2 separate regions of the Homo sapiens genome follow, and region 1 is linked to region 2. Evidence: chromatin contacts called from ENCODE Hi-C data. All regions are on one chromosome and are shown on one strand. The core of a region is the stretch at or near the end of the contact, and the rest is flanking DNA. Distances in the headings are between cores, read along the strand shown. Region 1 has its middle 49 kb from the start of CLDN18. Region 2 holds the start of LINC01391 (long intergenic non-protein coding RNA 1391).

Region 1 (5,645 bases), core at 1,075-3,574, 880 kb after region 2:
GGAAGCTGGAGGAGCCAGGAGAACTCAGGGCATTGATGTGTTGACAAGGTCTCCACTGACCCAGTGGGGAGCTCCTGAGCAAGAACTGCCCACTTGGGAGTCCCCATTGTGCAGAAATGGCCAGGCTCTCATGCCTGCACTGCACTTGGCCATTGGCTGGGGTGGCCCAGACTGAATGAGACCTTGACTTGAAAGCTGGAGTGAACCTTGGAGTGAACCTGTCAGTCAATTTCATTTCTCCTGGTTGAGTGGCATTTTTTTTTTTTTTTCCTGAAAGGGAGACCTAGCAAAGAACCTCCATCCCTGACACAGCAAAGATCTATTTTTAACTTTTTGTTATGGAAAGTTTCAAACACATATATGAGTAAAGGGAATAGTGTGATGAACCCATGTGCTCATCACTGGGCTTCAAATATTATCAGCTCAACTCAAGGTCAATCTTGTTTCATCTATTACCACCTCCAACTCACCCAGACTTCCTTTGACCTTTGGGTGGTCCTGACACCTGGAGAGGCCTTGAAGTTCTCGTAGGAAGGTGATGGAGGAAACACACTGCAGGGAGCAAAAGGGGTCTGGTGGTGGAGTAGGGTAGCTGGGGGAGGGGGCAGGCTGGGGGTGTTGTCGTACAAAGGAAGCTGCTCAATGAGGAAGCTCAGGAGAGCTGGAGAGCTGATGCTACCAGATCAGCCCACAATCTTGATGGGATGGGAGTTGATGAGTAATTGCTCCAGGCTTCCTGTGCTTCTGTGGGGCACCTCTGAGTTTTATTCTGCACAGTTTCTCAGAGTCCCTTGTGGGATTGAGTGCTAGTTCTCACTAGTATGCAGTTACTATTATTAATGCATAGTTCATCGGCCTTCCTCTTTTCTGTTTCATTTTTCTCACTCCCTTACTTCTTTCTCTTATGAGCACCTCTGAGGTAAATTAATCTGCACCCAAGTCCTTGTTTCTAGCTCCACTTTTGGGGGAATGCAAATGTAAACAGTAAATGTGTTTGGACTTGTGTGCACACACTGGTGATGATTATCAATGAGAATGTCTCTGTTCTTGAATGTTCATCATTACGTTATATGTTTCCAAATGGGTTTTTCTATCTACTTTGGAGGGTTTGACTAACGTATTACTTTGGTGTTTCTATGCTGTGTTCACCCCTTCCCATTTTCAAATATATTTTAAAATTCTTTAGTAAGTTGTATTAGGTCTCAATAGAAACAGAACTAGTAGGATATATGGATAGATAGATACTTATGGGTATTTATTAGCCAGTTTCCCTAATAAATGACAGGGGATTTATTAAGGGAATTAGCTGATGTGATCACGGCATAGGCTGTCTGCAAACTGGAGAATGAAGGAAGCTGGTAGAGTGGCTCAGTCTAAATCCGAAAGCCGGAGAACCTGGGACTGTTGGTGCAGGTCCTGGGGCCTGAGAACCTGGAGTTCTGACATCCAAGGACAGAAGCTGGGTGTCCCAACTCCAGAGAGAAAGCCTTTCTATATAGGCTGGCAGCAGATTGGATGGTGTCCCCCACAATGGGAGAGGGCAGATTTTCCTCACTCAGTTTACTGATTCAAATGCTAATCTCTTCTGGAAGCACCTTCTCAGACCTACTCAGAAGTAATGCTTCACAGCTGTCCAGGTATCTCTTGCTCTCATTAAATTGAACTAAAATTAACCAGCACAAGATTTGCCAGAACTGTGGAACGTATGTAACAGATCATTTAAAAATTAGACAAATGATAAGGTTGATACAGAAAAATTAGAAAATACAGATAATCAAAAAGAATATAACCCACAAATTCAGTCAATTATTGTTAACATCTAGATGTACATGCACTGGTGAAAAAAAAAACTCCTTCCTAGGGTTCAACTATATTCTTCTCTAGCTTGATTTTCTCCTGGAAAACAGATTACAAATGTCTTTATATCAGTACACATGTACATGTCAGTACGTATAAATATAAGACAGTTATATATAATGGCCACCTCGTATTCCAGGCAAAGATTACAAAAGTTTTTTTAACCAGACATTTCTACTTTTTGCATTTTATAAATCATGAAGTGATTAAAAAAATGTGTATATGTGTCTTTGTGCACTTGATTAAGATTTCCTTAAAATAAATTCTTAGAAGTGAGGTTGCTGGGCCAACATAATAATGAAAGCCAGCACCATATGCCAGGCACTGGTCCAAGTTTGGTACCAATATTATGATTTAGCCTCACAGCAGCCCTTGAGATGGATGCCACTATTATAGTACATGCATTTCATGGGCTAGGAATTGAGGTACACAGCAGCTAAGAAACTTGTTTTGGGTCCTGCCACCAGTGAGTGGTGTGACTGCAATCTGACTTTGGCAGCCTGGCCCTGGCACTCTAGCTCCTTTCCCCATGTACTTTTGTTACATATTGCCAAATGCTTTCCAGAAAACTGGAGCCAATTTAGTCTACTAGTGTTTGGAGCACACAAGAAAGCTAGTTTTTGCATTCCCTTGCTACCAGGGATATCATTAATCTTTCAATGTTTTGGCCACGTGATACGTGAAAAATGAAACCTCACCTTTTAAGAAACTTGCATTTTTAAGATTTCTTCTAAAGTAAAATTATTTTTTATTTCTTTTTCATGTTGGTTGTTGCTATTTCTTCTTTTATGAGTTGCCCGTAGTTCACTTTTCTTGTTGCTGTTTTCTTTATCTCTTTATTATGAAAAATTTCAAGCATATATAAAAATAGAATTGTGTAATGACCTTGGTGTTCCTATTACTCAGTTTTAACAATTACCAACCCATAGAGAATCTTGTTTCCTGTATATCTTTCGCCAAATAATATTGTATGTTTTAATATGATACTGCATATTATTCCAAGTAATATACATGTAATATTACATATTATCCCAAATAATATCATTATGTCTACAAACATTTCTGTATGTGTCTCTAAAAGATACTTCCTTTTCAAAAATAACCATTGTACCACCATCACACTACAACAAAAATCAGTACTTTTTTTCTAAATGTCATCAAATATCAATTCTCTGTCTACAATTCCTCTATTTTACTACACATATTTGTCTTTTTTAACCTATAGATTCCTCTTTCATTTTTCCCTCTTTCCTGTCTTCCCTTCTTCCCTCCTTTCCTCTCTTCCTTTCCCTTTTCCTTCCCCATGATTTTTATTATTTTTACTGTTGCTGAATAAATCAGATTGTTCATCTTGTGGAATTCCCCACAGTCTGGGTTTTGCTGATTGATTACTGTGGTGGTATTTAATGTATTCCTCTTTCTCCTGAACTATCTGTAAATTTGTAGTTAGAGCTAAATACTTGATCAGGTTCAGCTTTGACTACTTTTTTGTGTTTTGGCAGGACTCTTCATTGGTGGTTTTGTGCATCTCCATCAGGAGACACAGAATATCTTTTTCTCCTTTCTTGTGATGTTGGTGATGGCATTGGTGATAGACATTGATGACCATTGCCTAAATCCATCTTTTTTTTTTTTTTTTTTTTGAGACAGAGTCTTGCACTGTCACCTGGGCTGGAGTGCAGTGGTGCGATCTCGGCTCACTGCAACCTCCGCCTCCCGGGTTCAAGTGATTCTTCTGCCTCAGCCTCCCCAGTAGCTGGGATTATAGGCGCCCACCACTATGCCCAGCTAATTTTTTGTATTTTTAGTAGAGACGGGGTTTCACCATATTGGCCAGGCTGGTCTTGAACTCCTGACCTTGTGATTCGCCCTCCTCGGCATCCCAAAGTGCTGGGAATACAGGTGTGAGCCACTGCGCCCAGCCCAATCTATTAATTAGAAATCTCTAAAAGTTTAATAGTCTGTTTGTTATTCCTTTGACATTTACTAGCTGGAAAACTTCTGTAAAGAGGAATTCTCCACATCAAACTGTCTGGTTGCTCTGAGGTGCAATTCATACAGGTAAAGCAGCTAAAGGCTCAAGTCTTTCTTTTTTCAGAATAATGAATGAGCTTCCTAGTATCTTCAATAGGTGTCATACAACCTTATAGATTTAAATATATTTGATTTGTTTAAATCCTTTGTACTATTATCCTTATTAACGCTGAGATTGTACTGTCTTGGGGTGCCTCTTTAATTTGGTTCTCGAATGATTTTGATATGACCTTAGTAGTCCGATAGCTTCCTTCCAGGCTCATTGCATACCTTTCTTGTCCCAGACCTAAAATTAGTAATTTATCTGGGGGAATCCTGGTTTCTTTTAGAAGCAAGTTATATTTATAGACATCTGGGTGCTAGGAGTGCCTATCACTACTGGACTTACTGTTTCTAAGATCTTTCAGTGCACAGAGATAGGAAATACAATAAAAATATTGTGAGTTCATGTTGATATTCCCTATTCAAATTCCTGACTACAGAAGTTTTACTTTATCTCGTTGACCTAACATGTGTATCGCTTTTCTTCCATACCAAAAATCCTGGCTGTTAACATCACAATCATAGTCTTAGACATAACAATACCCACCCTATTGCTTATTGTATGAATACTGAAAACAATTTAAAATTTATTATTAACTTTTTTGGAGTTGTTTTTGTCCTTAAGGTAGATCCTACTTGGAATGTCCAGTTAAATTACTGTGTTATAAAGTCACTTGTAGTTCTTTTCTGTGGTTATGCTACTGAATGCCTTATTTTACTTTTGATTTTTAGACTGCATTTTTATTGTGTAATTTGTGTCTTATTGCTCTTAAGAGTTTTTAATATATTGAAAATATTAGTCCTTTATTATATATGTTACTTTTTCTCCTTTCTAGTCAATCATTTGTCTTTTAATTATGTTCATGGAGTTCTTTGCTATAAAGAGATTTTAAGTTGTAGCTGTCTAATTAATCAGTGTTTTACTTTGTAATTTCTGCTTTTGGTGTCATAATTAGGAAGGTCTTTTCCATTCTAAGACTTCTACATGTTCATCTATATTTTCTTTTACTAGTTTAAAAAGTTTTAAAATTTTGAATATTTAATATATCCGGATTTTTTGAGGGGTGTTAGCAGTAAGTTAGGAATCTATTTTATTTTTACAATTAGCCAGTCATCTCAGCAGCATTACTTGACAATTCATCCTTTCTTCACTTAAAAAATACCTGCTTCATCAAATGTAAATTATTGTATGTGGTTAGTCTATTCCTGGACTTTCTGTATATTTCATTAATCTGACTATTCTGTTACTATTCTGGTATTGCACAGTTTTGTTTTTAAAAATTCATTTTTAATTGTGGTAAAATAACCCATAAAATTTATCATCTTAACCACCTCTAACTGTATTGTTCGGTGGTGTTGAGTATATGAACACTCTTGTGCAACCAATTTCCAGAATTTTTCGTCTTCCCCAACAGAAACTTTATACCCATTAAACAATTCCCTATCTCCCCCCACCCAGTTGCAGGCAACCACCATTCTACTTTCTATTTCTATGATTTTGACTACTCTAAGTACCATGTATGGTAGTATCATACAGTATTTGTCTTTTTGTGACTATCTTATTTCACTTAGCATAATGTCATCAAGGTTTATCCATGTTGCAGTGTGTGTCACAATTTCCTTTTTAAGATTAAATAATATTCCATTGTATGAATATATATCATTAAAGAATCCATTTGTCTGTTGACACTTGGGTTGCTCCCACATCTTGA
Region 2 (3,134 bases), core at 635-3,134:
TACAATGGCCTGGGAGGCCCGCCGGCCGCACCCCCGCCTCCGCCGCACCCCCACCCGCATCCGCACGCACACCATCTGCACGCGGCCGCCGCACCGCCGCCTGCCCCACCGCACCACGGGGCCGCCGCGCCGCCGCCGGGCCAGCTCAGCCCTGCCAGCCCAGCCACCGCCGCGCCCCCGGCGCCCGCGCCCACCAGTGCGCCGGGCCTGCAGTTCGCTTGTGCCCGGCAGCCCGAGCTCGCCATGATGCATTGCTCTTACTGGGACCACGACAGCAAGACCGGCGCGCTGCATTCGCGCCTCGATCTCTGAGAGCCCACCGCATGCCGGTGCAGACGGATGCGAGGATGCAGGGACGCGCGACGCCGGCCCCGGTCGCAGCCGACGACGCCGCCGCCAGCCTGACCTCACACCCTCTGGGCCCGCCTCTGGAGCCAGCGCCCAGGGTCCCTCTGTGCTTTTTCGCTTTCCTAAGCTCCTGTCGCTCCTCTTTGTCCCCTCAGTTTATGTCCTCCTGTGCTCACCTCCCTGACCTCTGTGACCTTGCACTCCCCTGGCCTGAAGCTGCCTCTCTGCGCGCTTTCTACTGGGCTCGTCTCTTTCCGGAGCCCCAGCGTCTCCTGCCCAAATTCACCGCGGAAAGGGCCCGGGGCGGAGGTGCGACCGGGCGTCGGCAGCGCAGACCTCTTGGCCTTCTCTCACAGGTCGGTGCGCTCGCTCTCCGCGTTCCCCGCCCGACTGCCGTGCAGTCCATGGCTAGACGCGCCGGACAGGACTGATGGCGGGACCGCGCTGCCCGAGAAAGGGACGGACCAATACGTGTGTTTGCTCCGCGAACCCTCTTGAAGCTGTTCAGAAGCCGCTTGCCGCGGGGCCCACTAGGCGGGGCGGGGGTTGGGACCCAGCGGGAGCCGGGGCAGCCTGGCTCCACGGCCTGTACTCGGTTTACACCGCGGGCGGGCGCGGAGGGAGGCTGCGTTTCCTCCGCTATCAGTCCCGTCGCTTCGGGCACCTCCGGGCCCCGGCGGCTGGCTAATGTTTTGTTTGAAAGATCGGTGGAACTTTTTAAGAGAGTATTTAAAAAAAAAAAAAGGAAAAAAAATTCACCGGGCAACCGGGGAAGTATTGTGGCCTTGGAGTTTGCTAAATCCAAATATGAAAATCAAAAGCTTTAGTATTCCTCATCTTCTCTTCTGGAAGATTTGCGTTAGAGTTTTTGTTGGGCCTTCAAAAAGCTGTGTTCAGAGTTAGGAGAATATATCCAATAAAAGATGGTTTCGTCTACCAATTGGGGAAGTTTCACCCTCTCCCTATCTGAAGAAAAAAATCAAAAACAAATGTCCCCGGATCTTTCGATGCAAGTCCTGGAGGCAGGGAGATCACTGCCTGCCTGGCCCACGCTGCTGGGACGGCTCGTCCTCCCTGCTTTTTGTTTTTCAAACCTCCTGCTTCTCCCACCTTGGGAAGGAGAAATGTGAAACCCGGCAGCGGCCGACCTAGGCGGTCTTGTGGCCCGGAGCCGGCCCGGCCCGAAAACCATAGACCTGGTTGTACTGTAGCTTGTTGTTTGGGGGACCAAATTTTCTAGAGAGAACTAGAGCACTTTTGTTGTGTTTTTTTGTTTTGTTTTTGTTTTTTGCCTTGTCGATTCCCGAATAAATTTTGTGTTCCTTCTTTTAACACGGACTTCTTTATTTCTGTCGCTCCTTAGTTCAGCAGCTAGTTAAAAGAGGAAGATTTTCAGCAAAATTTTATCTTTTTCAGAATGAGTTAAACAAAGATTGAGAGCAACCGGGGTGGCAGGCGTTTGTGGCTGTCGCTGCTGCTTTGTTTTCCTGGGATTGTTTGTTTTCTGTGTCATCACTGGCCCGTTGCGGCTGTTTAACGTCAGCAGAAAGACTTTTTCTGCCGTGGTTCGTTCACAAGGCGCGACTGTAGGTAGGACTTGGTTTATTTTTGTACCTATTCAAGTTTGTATTCTACCTCATACACAGTTGTACTAGGTGTATGGGCTGGCTGTGTTTTTATTATTGTTCTCAAACTTTTCGATTTTGAGTCAACTATAACAGCCAAGAGTTTGTTCCAAACATTAATAGATAAAATTCTGGTTGTGGAAATGCGCTGCAAACTGCTAACCTCTGTACAAATGTGAGAAGTGACTGCTTTATTATTTTTAATAGTCAGAATTCATTTACCTTGAGATATGGGTAGGAGATTTGGAGGTTTCAGTAAGGATTGAACATACTTCGCGGCTGCAGAAATTTAGTCTTTTTTCTTTCTCTCTCTTCCTTTACTGAGATCCCCAAATAACGAATTAAGATCCATGCTTCCGCGCAGGCACACAGGCGTTTGACCTGGTTGCAGTCTGGTTCTCCCAGGCGGATTAGGGGGTGGTCGGCTTTCACTCTTCTGATGGGATAGATGACTTCCGACTTCTGATAGGATAGATCCGCCGGTTCTTGCGGGCTGCTGCTCAGCTGAGACTAGACCCCGCACCCAGCCCTCACTGCCCCCCCCCCGTCTATCTCGGGGCCTGGCCAGCAATGTGGCGGCAGGTCCAGGCCGGCTGGTGGGCCAGGAGCGGTTTTGCGCCACGGGAATGAGCCTGCAGGCCTCTCACTTCAGCCCTCCAGTGGTCAGGCGGTAGGAACCTCAGGGTGGTATCCTGTTATGTATAGTTGGGCCCAAGTGGCTTCTGCTCAGAATGCCCCCCGCCCCCCACAGGCATCCTGCGAGAGGCTACAAGGCAGGAGACCAAGCCACGGGGATTCTCAGGGGGCATCACCTCAAGACTGGGACTGGAGCTTACCAGGAACCGGCAGGAGCAGGATGGAGAGGGAGGCTCAGCTGGAGCAGGAAGCCCTAGAGGCTGGTCAGGCCTGGTGTCTGGGTGCCTTTGGTGCCCGGCTGCTCCACTATCTGGCTAAGGGGAGTTGCAGAACAGAAAGCAGCCTGCTGTGTGCATGTCTGTTTGTGCTTTGTCTAGCGTGAAAATTTAGCCCATGGGCAAGTAATTGTGTAGTCTGTATCTGCTGCAAATGTGTGTGTACAGTGTCAGTTGTGTATTGGTGACAGGGTGGGAGGTGTGTGTGTCTGTCATTCGCCTGCAGAGTGGGCATATATTTTTGGCATTG

What was found. Hi-C counts contacts between places; a loop is a spot of excess contacts on that map. Pooled maps may share reads with other maps.
Region 1: a loop to region 2 is called in a map of K562, with 4 times the contacts of the local background. The contact joins the enhancer-like site here to the promoter of LINC01391 in region 2. A Hi-C loop is called at or near these places in 2 of 168 maps with a recorded cell type or tissue (K562 and Ramos) and 4 of 50 pooled maps.

What each region holds. Positions count from the first base shown.
Region 1 is chr3:138,056,123-138,061,767 of GRCh38, reverse strand. No RefSeq gene overlaps it. Among named protein-coding and RNA genes, the nearest start is that of CLDN18, 49 kb to the right of the region's middle. Within about 2 kb of position 2,324, at least 2 of the 41 ENCODE cell types and tissues checked have a DNase peak (open chromatin) inside an H3K27ac peak, as active enhancers do.
Region 2 is chr3:138,942,770-138,945,903 of GRCh38, reverse strand. LINC01391 (long intergenic non-protein coding RNA 1391) reads left to right here and starts at 1,884. Exons shown (of 3, transcript NR_121649.1): 1 at 1,884-1,938. FOXL2 (forkhead box L2) reads left to right here. Exons shown (of 1, transcript NM_023067.4): 1 at 1-1,680. The coding sequence ends at 312. RefSeq lists an enhancer at 792-1,381.